Regions from separate parts of the Homo sapiens genome. Here region 1 is linked to region 2. A link is a loop called in an ENCODE intact Hi-C map of the cell type or tissue named here. Cell type or tissue: CD4-positive, alpha-beta T cell. All regions are shown on one strand.

What was found. Hi-C counts contacts between places; a loop is a spot of excess contacts. Peaks named below come from ENCODE experiments on the same cell type or tissue, not always from the same donor. Only the 100,000 strongest peaks of a DNase experiment are listed, where the experiment ranks them.
Region 1: it touches region 2 in a loop (17-fold over the local background); 65 of 110 quality-filtered maps call a loop at or near these places.

What each region holds. Positions count from the first base shown.
Region 1 is chr1:110,493,111-110,501,110 of GRCh38, forward strand. No RefSeq gene overlaps it. Among named protein-coding and RNA genes, the nearest start is that of CYMP-AS1, 6.9 kb to the left of the region's middle. RefSeq lists an enhancer at 687-1,653. In CD4-positive, alpha-beta T cell, a CTCF peak has its summit at 3,076 (motif pointing left); a DNase peak (open chromatin) is centred at 3,051.
Region 2 is chr1:110,198,726-110,206,725 of GRCh38, forward strand. SLC6A17 (solute carrier family 6 member 17) reads left to right here. Exons shown (of 12, transcript NM_001010898.4): 12 at 1-3,477. Among named protein-coding and RNA genes, the nearest start is that of KCNC4-DT, 7.3 kb to the right of the region's middle. RefSeq lists an enhancer at 4,321-4,370. In CD4-positive, alpha-beta T cell, CTCF peaks have their summits at 4,483 (motif pointing right) and 4,683; a DNase peak (open chromatin) is centred at 4,436; H3K27ac peaks cover 427 bases.

The DNA of each region.
Region 1 (8,000 bases), 290 kb after region 2:
CCAACTGGAGATAATGTAGAAAGTCTAAATATGATGACTTTCACAAATGTGAGGTTTGGACCAAATGGGTCCTGTCTCACCCCCTGCCCAGTTGGCCCTGGTGGTGACCCCTGTCCTGGGAGGGCAGTGAGGGCACAGCGAGGGCAGCTCCCCACTGGGGCTAACGCAGTGTTGCCACACAGCACCCCTGTGGCCTCAGCAATGTTCCTGGCTGCAGAGAACTCTCTGCCTGGAATGTTCTCTACTCTCCAACTCCTCTCCAACTCCTCTGACTTTCAATCAACCTTCAAACCTCAACTCAGTCCACATCTCTTCAGGATGCTTCTGACGAGCCTGGGGGCTTAGTGTCATACCACTTATTTCCCTGTTGGTCTTCCTCATGGCCTCTGGGCTCACTGAGCACAGACATTGTGCACTTCTCATTTTCTTTTCTTTTTTTTTTTTTTTGAGACAGAGTCTTGCTCTGTTGCCCAGGCTGGAGTGCAGTGATGCAATCTCCGCTCGCTGCAACCTCTGCCTCCTGGGTTCAAGTAATTATCCTGCCTCAGCCTCCTGAGTAGCTGTTATTACAAGTATGTGCCACCACACCCAGCTAATTTTTGTATTTTTAGTAGAGATGGGGTTTCACCGTGTTATCCAGGCTGGTCTTGAACTCCTGACCACGAGTGATCCGCTCACCTTAGCCTCCCAGGCAAGAGCCACCATGCCCAGCCTCACCTCTCATTTTGATATCTTAGGTGCCCAATTCATGGAATGTCCCATCAAGTATTGTAGGGTGAATGAATGAATGAGTCACTTGGTAAGGTCCACAAGAGTCACACTGCTTTCTTTGTCTCCTCTTTCCTCTTGGATCTTTATATCCCCCCTTCCCAGCACACACTCAGGCCCACTCCCCATGTCTTCTCCCTCCCCTAGCTGGCCTAGAACACTCCCCATTCCCTTGCTGTCCCCCTGGAACTCCTCTGTGCATGTTAGAAGGACAAATGGCCACCAGGGATTTATGGTTCTGGGACGGGGTCCACATTGGTCTCTGTGGTCAGGCCTTCTGAGGGCTGTGCCAGGTGGTGAATGAGGAGGCTTTGGGAAGGGGCCACCAGCACATCCGTGGTTTGCTTATGAAGAGGGCCTACCTGGAGGCCAGGGAGGAGCTGCAAGGCTAGAGGGGCCCCTTTGCAGGGCGGGGCTGACTTGTTTCTGGATATCCCACCAGCCCTATCTGCCAATAAGGTCCAGGCAGGGAGAGGGCAGCTGAGGAAGCCTTGGTGGCCATTCACGTCCACCCAGCAGGTGTTGCCTGCCGTCTGTCCTTCTGCCACAGCCACATCCAACACCTGCAGGGTTCGCCTCTGGGAGTTTGTGACCCCTGTTCCCTTTGCCTGCTATGCCTTTCCACCTTCTCTAATCTGTGAAGTGCTCCTTCTCCTTCAAGGCCAGCCTAAATGTCACCTCTTCTAGGGTCCCCACTCCTCCACTTTCTCATTGCGTTTATCCTGTCATAGTTGTTCACCGACACATTCGTCTCTCTGACTAAACTGCTGACGAACAGTGCCTGCGTCCTTCCTCCCTGAATCCTCAGCGCCCAGCAGAGTTCCTAGAATGCTGTGGAGGCTCGGCCAATGCCCGAGGGTGGCTTATGCTTTGTGATGCAGCACGAGTAATGAGTGCTGAGAGATGCGAACTCACAAAGACCAGGTGTGGATGTGTGCACAAGCACACACACGTGTGCACACAAGTACATACATGCACACCCATGCCCTGCCCCTGAGTAGACACAGACCCAGGCCCCAGTTCTAGAGCCCTATTCCCAGCCCCTCTCCTCCCCTGTCACTCAACGCCTTGCCAGTTCTTATGCTAATGAGAGGAAGCGTTTGGGCAGAGAGAAGCTTGGAAAGGAAGTCTTTGAAATGGAAATGTTATGACAAAATGATGGATTGTTTTCCGAGCTGTGCAGTTTGTTTCTTTCTTGCAGCAGAAGGGAGAGTATAACAGAGACAAGAGTGGCAGAGGCTGCCCATGTCAGCAAGCCCCAGATGGCAAGGAGTGCGGGTGAAACACTCCGGGACCATGGAGCGAGGGGAAACTGCAAAGCAGGCAGAGGGACACGGCCTAGCTACTGTCCAGAAGCCTTGGTCATGGCTGGGGCCCGACTGGCCAGAGCATACAACGGCTGTCTGGAGGAGGTGGGGTCTCTGAAGACCAGGAGGGACATCTGACCCGTCCTTCTGCCAAGGCTGCCATACTCAACACCCTGCAGGGCTCATCTCTGAGCCTCTGTGCATGCTGTTCCTTTGCCTGATATGACTCCACCTTCTCTAACCTGCAGACTGTTCTTCGTCCTTCAAGACCAGCTGATATGTTATCTCCACTGGGAAGACTCCTACTGTACATGAGGCCTGCTTCACCCAAACTCCCTAAACCATAGGAGAACTCATTGGCTGATCCCTAGCTCCTTGATTGACTTGGGGCTAATTAGAATTGTTGCCTATCTTACTCATTAAAAATATGCATTGCATACTTGCTGTGTGCAAAATGCTGTTCTAGGCACTGTGTCCATTGGTGAACACAAACAGACCCTCCGTCGTCATGGGACTTATGTCCTGGGGGGACACAAACAATGAGATCATAGATGCATAAGTTACGTGGCTTCTGGGTGGTTATAAGCACATGGGAAAAGTGGAGTAATGAGGGAACACGCTTTGCTTTGAAATGAGGTAGGAAGGGCAGGCTCAGTGAGAAGGTGACATTTGAGCAAAGACATGAAAGATGGGTCAGCCATGCAGATATAGGGGCAGGGATGGTGTGTAAAGACTAAACACATCAGCATTTAATAAAGAGAAGCTACAGGTGGATACATATGGATACATTATTTTTTGCTTATGCCAGTTATCTTTCTAATGAAAGATAAGTTGCATCTCAATTGTTTAGCATCCTTTATAGCACTTAGTGTTTGACACGGAATAACTGTTCAGTAGACGTATGTTGAACGAACAAACAAGCTCCAAACTGTCTCCCTCTAAACCCCTTAGCCATGGTGAGGGCTGCCCAGGAGCCAGCTCTTGTCCTGGAGCGCCCTCTAGTGACCAAATCTCAGATGCCAGCTTTGTACATCTTGTTTATATCCTGTAACATTTCTCCTTCCCACCCCAGGAGAACTTAGGGACAGTGGCCAACCAATCAATAGAATTAACTAAGTGTCTCCTATGTGCAGGGCACAGTGGCAGCTTCTACACGAAGCACGCAGACTCAGGATATATGGTCCCTGCCCTCAAATCCCTCACTCACTGGACATCTCTCTGGTTAACCATTTCCTTCTCAACCTTTGCTCTCCGATAATCCCCCCTTTCTGATCTTTCTGGATCATCTGTAATACTGGAATTACATTTTGAGCTAGGGCTGGCTGGGTGAGGATGTGCATGCTGTGTGTGCCTGAGGGGCTTGGGAATAGCATTAGCTTTCCAGGTCAGCAAATTAGCCCATCATTCCGTAGTAGTGGAGGGGTGGAAGACAGCTAGGATCTGGTCCACTAGGCACTCCATGGAGTTTCAGAGCTGAGGCTGATGCTGGCTGGATAACATGCAGACCAAACTTGTCACCCCATTCTGGCTGGTGGAATTGTGCTTCCTTTTTAAGGACTTCTCATGGCCCTGGCCACCTTCTCTGTGCTGGTGGCCTTGGTATCCTCAAAGCCAAAGCTGAAGCTCCATTCCTGGGCACTAAGCCTCCACCACCTTTTGTCCTTGCCCTCTCCTCTGACCCCATCCATGAAACTCGAGAGCCCCTTTCTTTCCCAGGGCTCTGTTTAACACTGAGGCCAGAATAACTGTGTCCTGGTAGCTTTATTTTTAGGGCCTGTAAGAGGGAATAAGGAGCCTCTGGAGACAGGCCTCCCATGTGTCAGGGAGGGTCCTGGGCCCACAGGTGCCAGCCACACCTCCTGCAGCTTTGGAAGTCCAGTGCCAAATCTCAGCCACACCCCCATATCTGCTCCCTGGGGTGCACATTTCTCATCGAGAGCATAGCTCTTATGCAATGAGGTGGCTGTGGGCAAACTGGCTGTCCAGATGCCTAGGCTTAAGTCAGTGCCCTGGGACCTCCCGAGTTATGCTGGTGGCCAGTCTCTTGGCCTCAGCTCCTGAGTTAGGAAGGTAGGTGGCCTCAAGCTGAAGGGATGCTTTGGCTTGACTTCCACCACCTGGGCTCATGCCCCTTGTAGAGTGGATGATACGCAAAGAGTAGAGAATCTCCAAGTGCTTTCCTGAGTCCGCGCTTTTCCTGGGAGTCCCAGACGCAGACCAGTCAGGGTGAGAGTGGACTGGGAATCCAAGAATCTTCAGAAATTATTCTTCGGCTTGAAAGTCTGATGAATGAACTGATTACGGCTGGTGCAGAAAGTGCCCCGTGGACACTCTATCACTGGGTGGCAGCCTGGGTATGGATTTGGACTGGGCTTCAAAGATTTTATTTGGACCCAAGAGGGAGAAAAATGGCTTTCTGCATCCCACGGAGTGCTTCCTGGCAAAGGGCAGTGGGCACTTGTGCATATGTCTCCCAAGCCACCTTCTCTCCTTTGACCACTTAGATCTGGATCTTCCTTCTAGCCTTAAGCAGCGTCCTAAGAGTGGTGTCTTCTCTTCCTCTCTGTCATCCCCATGCTGCCCTGGTTCCCATTAGTCCTTACCTTCCCCAGGCCCTAAAAGTAGCTCTTTCCCAGGGCTGGAGTTGCCCCGGCCTTGGGAACACCCCAGCTTGGGGACTAGTGAGGCCCCAAGGGGTGCAGGTACTAGGTGGGACTTGATGTGTCTCTCCAACAGGAGCAGAGGGACACTGGAAAATCACTGGCCCCACTGGAGGTGCCTGAGCTAGGAAGATGAAAGAGGATGACACAGGGGACTGTCTTTTTTTCTCACACAGCTGGCAGCTCTGGCCTGGGGTCGGAGAGACAAATGTGTTGGGCGTGTGCCTTGTCAAATGAATTGTCTTTCTTTCTCTCTCATCAAATATTTACAGAGCATCCCTATCACCAGGTGCTGAAGCCACGATGGTGAGCAAAACATGCTCTTCATCCTCATAGAGCTTTATGGAGGTAAGAGTTATTGGGAGTTTGGTCTTGGTGAGATTTATTGGGAGGGACCATATTTTGGATTTGGATTTTCAATATTCTGTCCCATAGTTCCCTCAACTGATTGCAGTGTCCTAAAAAAAGCTGGTAATCCTGAAATCACACTGCATCAGTCAGACTGTTACTTACGCCAGCAAACATCACAAAAATCTTTTGTTAGGCCTCACGTCCCAGTTTTTAGTCCAGAAGGTGTGATTCCCATTCAGCCGGGGCTTCCAAGCCCCTGACGTAGAGCAGGGATTTGAATGGAAAAGAGAGAAGCAGCTGCGGCCCCGTGCCTGGAAAGCCCAAGTGTGCTCTCCTCCTGTTTGTGAAAGCCTCTCCTTCCCCAGGTCAGGGCAGGGCCTGTGACCCACTCCTCTGTCTACTGCTCCAGACAGGCCACCTGGACTTCACCAGTCTCCTAACAACCTACAAAGTCTCCCTGGATAACAGGATGTGACCTTTCTCATGTCAGCGAGGTTTGCTGGAGGATGTGAGAGCTGAAGCCAGAGGCAGTCCACAGCTGTGAGGTGATGGAAACTGGTAGGAAGGGGGATGTTATGGACTGAATTGTGTCTCCTCAAATTCACATGCTAAAGCCCCAACCCCGAAAGTGGCTGTGTTTAGAGATGGGGCTTTTGAAAAAGTAATTAAGGTTAACTGGGTCATATAGGTAGGCCCTCATCTGATGTGACTGGTGTCCTTAGAAGGAGAGGAAGAGATGCCAGCGATGTGCATGCACAGAGGAAAGGCCATGGGAGGATGCAGTGGGAAGGTGGCCTTCTGCAAGCCAGGGAAAGAGGCCTCACCAGAAACCAGCTCTGATGGCACCTCGATCTTGGACTTCCAGCCTCCACAACTATCCTTTGAGCCACATGGCCTGTGGCCTTCTGTCATGGCAGCCTGGGTGGACTGAGACAGGGAAGTTGCTGCAGGCTGATGGAAACAGAGGCTCAGCAGGGCTCCCATCTGAATCTGGATGAGGGAGGTGGGAGAGAGTCACCATCCCTGGGATTTGCTCTTGAAGGTTTTGGCAGCTCTGACCATCTCCTTAGGTTGATTGGTGGGCAGCCCCAATGTCTGCAGCCCTGGGGCCAAGGACTCTCCTATCAGGCCTCCTGGCCATTGCAGAGGATGTCAGGTGGTGGTGGTGGGGGGATGCCTAAAGGCCATGACTTCTTTCCTTAATGACATAAGACCTGATCCTCCAGGGCAGGCAATGCTCAGAAGCTCTCTCATTGGACAGCAGAGGCTGAAACTCGCAGGCAGGTCACGTCCTCTTGGAGGGTCTCTGATTAATCACTGCTGCCATCACCATGAGGTCCCTTGAGGGGTGCTGCTACCTTTAACTCTCTAACTCTCTGGTTCTAATGTGAGTGCACAACTCTTACTGTCATTCTTGAGTGCATAGGCTATGGATGACCCAAAGGGGAAAAAAACATGCCCCCAGATGGTCCTGCTTAAGAGCTGTGGTGTTGACCCAGTCCATCTCCTGGCTAATTTCTTTATGACAGACATCATCTGTATTAGTTTCCTATTGCTACTGTAACAAATTACCACAAACTTCGTGGCTCAAAACACCACACATTTATTATCTTATGGTTCTGGAGGTTGGAAGTCCAAAATCAGTCTTACTGGGCCAGAATGTACAAGGCTGCATTCCTTACAGAGCTCCAGGAGATAATCTGTTTCATTGCCTTTTCCAGTTTCTACAGGCCACCTGCATTCCCCGGCTTGTGGCCCCAACACTCGACCTCTGCTTCTGTGGTCGTAGCTCCTGACTCTGTCCTCCCACCATCTTCTTATAAATACCCCTGTGACTATAGGGGACCCATCCAGATAATCCAGATTAACCTCCCCATCTCAAGGTTCTGGGGATTAGGATCTGGACATCTTTGGGGGGCAATATTCAGCCTTATTATTCAGCATTAATGCACTTTGCCATGAAGCTTATCTGCAGGCAGTTTACCTCTTTGAGATCTAGATCTGAGAGAGGGAGGTTCAGGTAAGACAGGTGCTCCCCTCCATCTGCCCCAGGCTCCTTTCCTTGGATGACTGACACCAAGCATCCATTTCATTCACAGCACCCCCTTTCCTCATCCTCAGGGGGTGCCCTTTCTCTGTGGCTGCTGTGGGACAAGTTCATTAGAATACCACCCAGTACCCCCATCATCAGTACTCACCCCAAACCACAGCAGGCTGATCTCCTCACAAAAGCCAGAGAGCCAAGATTGGAAGCTAGGCCATCACAACTAGACACTCCTCCTCCCCACAAAATCCCATGACCTGCCCACCAAGCCTCACCATTTCCTTTACTGAGAATTGTTTGTACAAAAGGAGAGAGAATATTTGGCTTTTAGATATCTAAGCCAGGGAGAGGGCAAGAGAAGGAAAGAGTCACCTTCAAAAACTGGAACTGTCCAAGCCGGTGGTGGCCCTGGAGTCCCAGCACTGGCATCTGAGTCCACCCTGGGGGCTTGATTCCACATGGGCAGGGGGTGTCTGGTCATCAAACCCAGTTGTCTGGGGAGGATGGCACTGCCTTGACACTAAGTTTTAGACAAATAAGTAAAAATGTTTTGTCCTTGCTGTAGGTGGTAGTTGTATGGAACTCTTGTCTGGATGTAGTGGTAGTCTGGATATGGAAATAAGTTTCTAAAAATTTAGATAGGCTGGGCACAGTGGCTCACACCTGTAATCCCAGCACTTTGGGAGGCCAAGGCAGGTGGATCACCTGAGGTCAGGAGTTTGAGGCCAGCCTGGCCAACATGGCGAAACCCTGTCTTAACTAAAAATAAAAAAAATTAGCTGGGTGTGGTGGTGGGTGCCTGTAGTTCCAACTACTTGGGAGGCTGAGGCAGGACTCTCTTGAACCACTCCAGCCTAGGCGACAGAGTGA
Region 2 (8,000 bases):
GGCCTGCTTCCCAGTCCATGGGAGATTCCAAGTGGCCACTGCAGGAGTCACTCACCTCCCTCTCTCCCTGTAACTTGCCACCTGCAGTTCTTAGGGCTGTGGGGTCAGATGGTGGTGGTGAGAGGCCTTGGGGCTGGGGAAGGAGAGTGGACTTTGGCTCACTCTGCCATGAGAACAGGACACCATCCTGCCCAGCCCAGACGGGGTTGCTCCTGGTCCAAGAGGCTACCTGCTCCAAGGCGGAGGGTGGGAGCAGGTGTGCCAGGGCTCAGGGCTCAGACTTGGGAGGGCCTAGGCAGAAGCCCCAAGTTCTGTTTTCTGAGGTATGTGCTGCCCTTGGCTTCAGCATGAGCCTTGGTAGCAGAAGGTGAGGAACCTCCTCTGCCCTGGTCCCTGGGTGGAATCTTCCCATGTCCTTGGCCCTGCCTGGGGTGTGTGGTGTGTGCTCCTGCATCTTGTCTGGGAGTGCAGTGACCGGGACCAGAACCTTCCCCACCTCAATTAGGGCTTAGCCATCTCCCTGTCCCCAGCACCCCTCCCCAGCCCACAGTGGTGGCCTCTGCCTCTTTCCTGGAGAGAGAAGGACAGTGCACGGAGAGGTTTCCAGAGCACAAATTGTTGGTTCCTAGCACAAATTAGATGGTTTGGAGCACAATGGTGAAGCACACTCCCCTCCCTCCTCACCTGGGGTCCAATGTTCTGTCTAGTGGCAGCTTTTCCCCTGGAACAGGGGTCCCTGGAGTTCACAGGCTTATCCCCAGGAAGCCTCACTCCTGGGGAAAGACAGATAATTTCACTGCCCCTTTGAGCCACCACTCACTCTCCTTATTACACAAGCACAGCCGCCCAGTGTGCACATCATGTGCAGACACCTTGGAAACCTTTCCCAAGCCTTCCTGGCCCACAGTGGCCAGTGCCATAGGCAGTGCTGTGGACAGTAGAGGCTGCCAAAGGCAAGGGCTGGTCTTCAGGATGGAGGCCAGCCTGTGCAGAAGGCTGCAGCTGACAACAGCGACCCCACCTGCCATTACCTTCAGGGCCTCCTCTGGAAGAGAACCCATTCTCAGAGTGCAGCCAGGGAGGAACCTGACCCAAGAGTAAATGTCTGCAGAGAGATGGATGGATGGATGGATAGATGGATGGATGGGTTGGGGAGTGGGGGTGGATGGATGGATAGATGGATGGATGGATGGATGGATGGGTTGGGGGGTGGGGGTGGATGGATAGATGGATGGATGGATGGACGGATGGGGTGGGGGAAGGAAGGAAAGGAGGGAGAAAGGAGGGAATACTGGCTCCATCTTTGAGAGCTCTGGTGGGCAGGGCAGAAACAGGCCACAGTGCTCAACCCGGACACCCTCACGAAGGGTCGCAAGTCACTCTTGTGGCTCAGATTGCTCTTAGGACCTGGAGGGACAGACCAGAATCAGGGTCCCCTCCTTTACCCCTGAGTTCCTTACTGTTCCCCCAAGCCTGGGAGCAGTCTATCCCCCAACCCTGCCATCTCCCTTACTCATCCCTCTTCCACAGCTTCCCCTTTCTAGCCCCCTCTGCCCTACCTGTCTTTCCTGAGTGTTTGAGGGGAGAGAGAGACCCACATCTCCCCAAAGAGATGAGCTTTTGGGGCACAACATCCCACCGCAGTCCCCCTCACCCGACAACACCTCCTACCTGGCCCCTTGCCAAATCCCAAGCAGAATTAGCAACAGGAAAAGCAGAGCCCCAGGAGAGACACTCTACTATATATACTCTTCTATATATTCTGTTTCTATTGTATATTCACTCTGTACATGTGGGTGTAAATGCTGTTAAATGACAAACCCAATATTATACTGTGGCTGGTGGACTATTTTCATCCTCAGTGCTGTACAGATCTATTTTCATTGTATATTTGATATATTTTTAATTTTGTAGCGTGTGGCTGGGCCAGGCCCCAGCGGGAGGGGCTGAGCTGGGGCTGTGTGCTTGCTAGGTGTGGGCGCGCTAGTGCTCGTTGTAGCCTTTTGCTGTGTCTTCGCTGTGTGTTAGACGTAGGGCCTAGAGCTCGGGGTGTGTGTGTGCGTGCTGTGTGTATGGTGTGCACATACGTGAGTGTGGGTGTGTGTAGCGTGCTGATCTGTGACTCCCAGTGTTCACCACCTTCCTGAAGACCACGCTCCCTCCCCCTGCCTCCTCCTCCTCCTCTTGGCTCTATTGGGAGCCTCAGGGCCGGCAGGGTGCTTCGGGAGCCCCCTGCTACGGGGAAAGGCATGTGTTTCTTGCTGGTGACTCATTGCCTTCACACCACTGGGTTTGCCAGAAACAGGGAAGGAGGGCGTTAAGGGAAAAAAAAAATCCTCAAATTTATTTACCAGTCAGCTTCTTGCTGTTCCCAGTAGAATCGCTAGCTCTTCTCCAGAGGAAAAGTACTAGGATTCTTAAGATGGCGAGACCCCAAGAGGGATCTCATAGCACTGCTGCATTTGCCGTTGACGCAGTCCTGACAGTGTTTGAAAAGGGCCGCCTGCCCCCTCCCCACTGTGCTTTTGATGCCTTTGGAGTCAAAGGCAGGTGGGGTCACCTGATGAGCTAAGATCCAGCCCCAGAATCCTGGAGGAGCAGGAGGTAGCAGGAGAGGACCAGGTCCCCAAGTCCCTTCACAGGGTCCCCACCCCCACTGGCTTTGGTGCTGTCCACACAGTGCCCACCAGAAGGCAGAGGGAACTCCAGGGCAGGGATGTGCCTGAAAGAGTCAACAGTCCCCTGATCCCCTACCTCTGCCTGCCCTCCAGCCCCATCACCAGCTTCTTGCTCAGGGAGACTTCCGCCCTCCTCACTGAGGCAACATGAAGCCCGAGGCCCAGATGGGGGCTGAACAGGTAGGGCACATCAGTTAATGCCAGTGAGGTCAGCTTCTGCCCTCCAGCAATACATGTGCAGGGGTTGCTGCTTTCCCAGTGCCAGGAGAACCCCCGCTCCGAGTCAGCCTGTGTGGGTCATGAGGCTGGGGCCCAGGAGACACGGTCCCAGGCACTGCACAGGCCTGCAGTATTACCAGGCGGAGGGGCTGCTTTTCTGCCCTTCCTCACCCCCACGCCCCACCCCACTCCCCCAGAGTACTCCCCACTGTGAAAAGAGCTGGAAACTAAACTGGTTAGAATGAACCTGGCTCCCTGAGCATCCCTGGATCCTTCAAATAGGCCCTGAGATGTGAGGTCTGCTGCTTCACTGGGGCCCGATGACTTTGGCTGGGGGAGGGGGCCTAGGGCCTCTTCTCATTGAAAGCTCTGCTTTATACAGACCCAAGCATACACACCAGGCCGTCACTTTGGGTTCTGGCATAAGTTCAGAACAATTCAAGTCCATGTGTCCCATGGCTGGTCAGAGCCCTGGGTCAAAACCACTCAGCCCAGGGGAGGGGATGAGGCATTGTCACCCTAGACCCCTCTTCCTCTCTCCCCCACCATAGTGTGCAATAAAGTGTCTGTTCTTACCAAACCCTTCTTGCCTTTCTCACCTGCTCTTGCAATGAGGGAGAGGGAAGGGTGGCCAAGGATCCTGCGGGAAGCTTTGGGGTGAAAAGCTTGGACTGGGATGGGTGGACAGGACTGCTGAGGGGGGTTGTGGGTGCTGGCTGGCTGAGGAGCAGCGCGGGGAGTGTGCACAGGTTCATATCTGTATTTTCCTATGAATTGTCCTAGGTATTAACAATGCACACACTTGTAGAGGGCCCTATTGGGGTCCAGCGATTCCACATGTCTAATTTCCTGTCATCTTTGCAACCGTTTCCTAAGGGAGACCCTTTGCTGGCTACATTTTTCCAGGTGAAACTGCATCTGAAATTAGGATGGTATTTGGTGGTCTCTTACAGGACCCTGTAGGGGAAACTCCTGTCCCACCTGACTACCAGGAAAAGCTATACTTGTCAGCCTGGCAAGGGTGGGGTGTGTGGAGGCCCACCTCAGGGAAGGACAGGGGTGGGAAGGTGCCAGTGTTGAGAGGTCTGACAGCAAGGACCAGGACTCTCTTGGGTGCTGGGTTGGGGGGGGGGTGGGCTCCCCTGGAACAGGCATATTCTAAAGTTCTGCCCCTCTCTTCAAGATAGCTATCCCTCTTGCAAACTTCAGTAGAAGGTAAAGACGAACTAGGGGATCTGACATCACCTCTGTTCTAACATTCCAGCCCCAAGTATTCATTTATTAAACACCCACTGAATACTCAGCACTGTGAAGAACGGACTGTGCTGGTGGCTGGGAAGCTCTTCTTCCTGCCTCACCCTCTAGGAGCACCGACATTGAAAGAAACAAGAAGTCTGGCTCCTGGAGGAGGCCTCACCCCCACCCCACCCAGCTCCAGGCTGGAATGATGCTGCTTGCACTCAGACGCACACAGCCAAGGACCCTGAAGGAACCTGCCATTTTCTTCTCTTGCCATAGAAAGTGTTGTTCCAGGAATAGCCACCAGATGGCAGGAAAACCTTTCTCGCCAGATCATAGTCTGCTTGCCTTCCTCTCTGTCATTTATTCCTTTGTGGGTTAGTTTATTTGTTGAACAAACATTTATTACGTACCCACCCTGGACAGGCTCCATGCCAGCTATAGATGAATAAAGATAAAATCAGCCCCTGCTGTCCTGAGTTTGGCAGAGGGAGGGGACCGGCCCTATAACTCCACATCTCCCCATGTATCTTTCAAACCAGGAAATGGCCTGGTGCTGAAAGTCACTCCTTGTCAAGTATTCAGTCTTTTGGTTGAAGGTAATGTTTTTGGTTGAGATGCAAGCCCTCTTGCCAGGAGGGGCACACAGATCCACCAAGATGCAGCATAACAAGGGCTTTGGTTCCAAGGAGCTCTAGAGTCATACTTCTCAAGTTCAAGTTCAAATGCCACCCAGCTTCCTGCTTCCTGGGAGGCCTTGAGCGAGTCATTTAATCGCTCTGAGCTTAAATGTCCTAGTCTGTAAAACAGACATAATAAATAGATTCAATGAGATAACACATGTTGGTCCAGTTATCTATTGCTGTGTTCCAAGTTACTCCAAGTCTGAGCGGCTTAAAACAACCATTCTATCTCGCAGTTTTCTGAGTAAGGAATTCAGGCAGGACTCGTCTGAGCAACTCTTCTGGTGGCAACCAAGGTCACTCAGTGATATTCAACTAGCAGCGAACTAGTCTGGAGGGTCCAAGGCAGCTGCCCTCACATTCACTCAAATGCCGGGCACTCCAGTGAGAATGGCTGGAAGACTGAGTTCAGCTGGGCCTGCCGGCCAGAGTGAGCACCTACAACTGCCTCTCCAGCATGGCTACTTGGCCAGACTTCTGACTGAAGGGCTTAGGGTCCCCAGAGAGACCATTTCAAGAGACAGGAGGTGGAAGCTGCCAGGTTTTTAAGGCCTGGGGCTGGAAAATGGCACAGTACCTCTACCATCTTCTGTGGGTCACAGCATCTGCCCAAATAAAGGGGAGGGCACACAGAAGCCCCCCTTGTTGATGGGGAGTGGGGAGAGTCTGGCTGCCCATGTAATGGGCTGATTCTAGAGTGTTAGGGATCTTTGTCATCAGTCACCTGCACATGCATGGAAGCCTTCTCCTGAGGGGATGTCAGCTTAGAGACACAGAACTGGGACACACAGCAGGTCATTTCTGGTGGGGAGGTGAGTGGTTAAGTTTGGGCCCTGGGTGGAGGGAGCAGTCAGAGGAGGATGAGAAGGGCATGCAGGAGGACAGGTGAGGCCACTGCTTCTGCCTCAGGTTTGCCCCAGGGCAGGTGGCATGAGTGGTTTGAATCATGGGTCTGTCGCCAACCATACCACCTTGGGGAAGCCACTTTAACCCTGGAATCTCCATTTTCTGATCTGTAAAAGGAGGACGACAATAAAATCTCTTCCTTAGAGATGGTATGAGGGAAAAATGAACTTCATCAGTAACATCTACTGGAATACAGTATCGACTTCTTTCCATATGGGGATACAATAGGTGCTCATTAAATATTTCCTTCCTTCCTTCTTGCGATCCTGGGCAAGGCCATGGGGCCTACTTCATTCTGGGGGCCCCATCACCCATGCAATGAGCCATCTCCTAAAGCTATTCACAAAGGACAGTTTCAGCCTAAAATCCAGAGAAGCCAAGGAAGGAAGGCAGAAAAGGAACTCTCTCCAGGAAAGGGAGTACCAGAGTGTGGGGGTCTCACTGATCCTGTACATTATCATGTTCACCCCAGCAGTCACCACCAGACAGCTCCAGTCATAGGGACTTGGGCCAAGGCTAAAGTATTCCACAGACCACAAGGCTATTGTGGGGTTTTGTTTTTGTTTTCTTTGTTGTTGGTTGGCCCCAAATTCTTTTTAATACTTCTCCCATCAAAAGTGGAGTCTATGCTCCTCCTCTTGAATCTGGGTGAGCAAATGCTTCCTGTGACCAACAGGGTATAGTAGAAGTGATGCTATGTGACTTCCAAGGCTAGATTAGGAAAGGCCGTGCCACTTCCACCTGGTGTTCTAGGGATACTCATTCTAGAGGCAGCCAGCTGCCATGTAAGACAGCCAACCACCCTGAGACTGCCATGCTAGGGAGGCGATATGTTTGCAGATGCTTAGGTTGACAGCTTCAGCTGAGCTTCCAGCCAACAGCCAGTGTCAACTGCCAGCCACATGAACACAGCATACTGAACGTTTAGCCCAGCTGAGCTTCAGATGTTTGCAGCCCGCTGACATCTGATTGTAGCTGCATAAGAGACCCTAAGCAAGAACTGTTCAACTGAGCCCTTCCTTATTTCCTGACCCATAAAATAATAAACAAAATAAAATGGCTGTTGGGTTTATATCACTACATACTAGGGGTAATTTGTTTCATAACAATAGTAACCAGAATATGAACCTTAGTGATTATCTGGTCAAACCTCCTTGTACAACAATGGGGGAAACGGAGGCCCAAAGAGGAAAAGACCAGACTTCCCACAACCAAGCAAGGGGAAGATCGGGGCCAATGCCTGGGTTTCTTGACTCCCAATCTAGTGCACTCTCTGCCACACAGCAAGAAACTGACAGGGAGGACTCCTCCCCCGCCACCCCCCGCCTCATTAATTCCATGCATCAAGCAAGCATGAATCAGGTATTTTGAGTGCCTGGGATTGTGCTGAGCACTGGGAATATACAAAGGACCAGGCAAGAGTCCCTGGCTCGCAGAGGCAGTCACAATCTGACTTGGGCATCTCCCTTCCTGGCACACTCACTGGTGCCAGGCACGCTGCTGCATTCTTTAATTACATCATCTTAGGTGGGAAGAAACCTTGAGATGGGAGAAGACTATGCCTGTCATTCAACCACAAACCCTTACAAAGATTGATCCATGCCAGGCACAGTCCTGGCTGCAGAGCATAAAGACTCAGTGGGGATCTGCTCTCTGTCCCTGGGTCTGAGCTGCCTGGGTTCTGGGTCCCTCCATTCTGCCCAGGGCTGACCCAAGCAGGGAAGAATCCCTGGACTTCAGGAGCACCCAAGAGGAACCTGAGTTTGGCCTGTCTCTCCAGACACCTGCTTCCCCTTTCCCCAGGATATTGCTGGAGGGGACTGGGCCCATCAGGACTAATTAACTCCTCTAATGGAATGAACCAGTTTTTCCTGGAACTTAGCCCAGGTGGGAGCAATCTCTACTTTTCTAGATGGAGAAATGCTAAGTGTCAAGAGGTCTTGCCAGCCGGACCCTGGGCTAGCGTGCATGTGGCAGGCGCGGTGGCGGGAGTGTGCTGTCTGGATGCAGGCTGAGTTCCCAGCCCAGGAGCCTTAAACAAGGAGGCCTCTAGGGTCCACTCAGCTGGTGGCCCCCGTATCGTTCTCTGTCCTTGGCCCAACACCAGCCCTAGCTCCGTCTCTCAGAGTTCGCTGCTGCTGCTTAGGCCTGACATCCCTAAGCGGGGGGAAGGTGTCCATGAGCTAACACTCAGGTCCCCTCCAACCCTATGACTCCAGGTCCATAGTGTATGAGGCCCTGAGCCCTGCCCAGGCCCGAGCTTCTGATCTCTTCT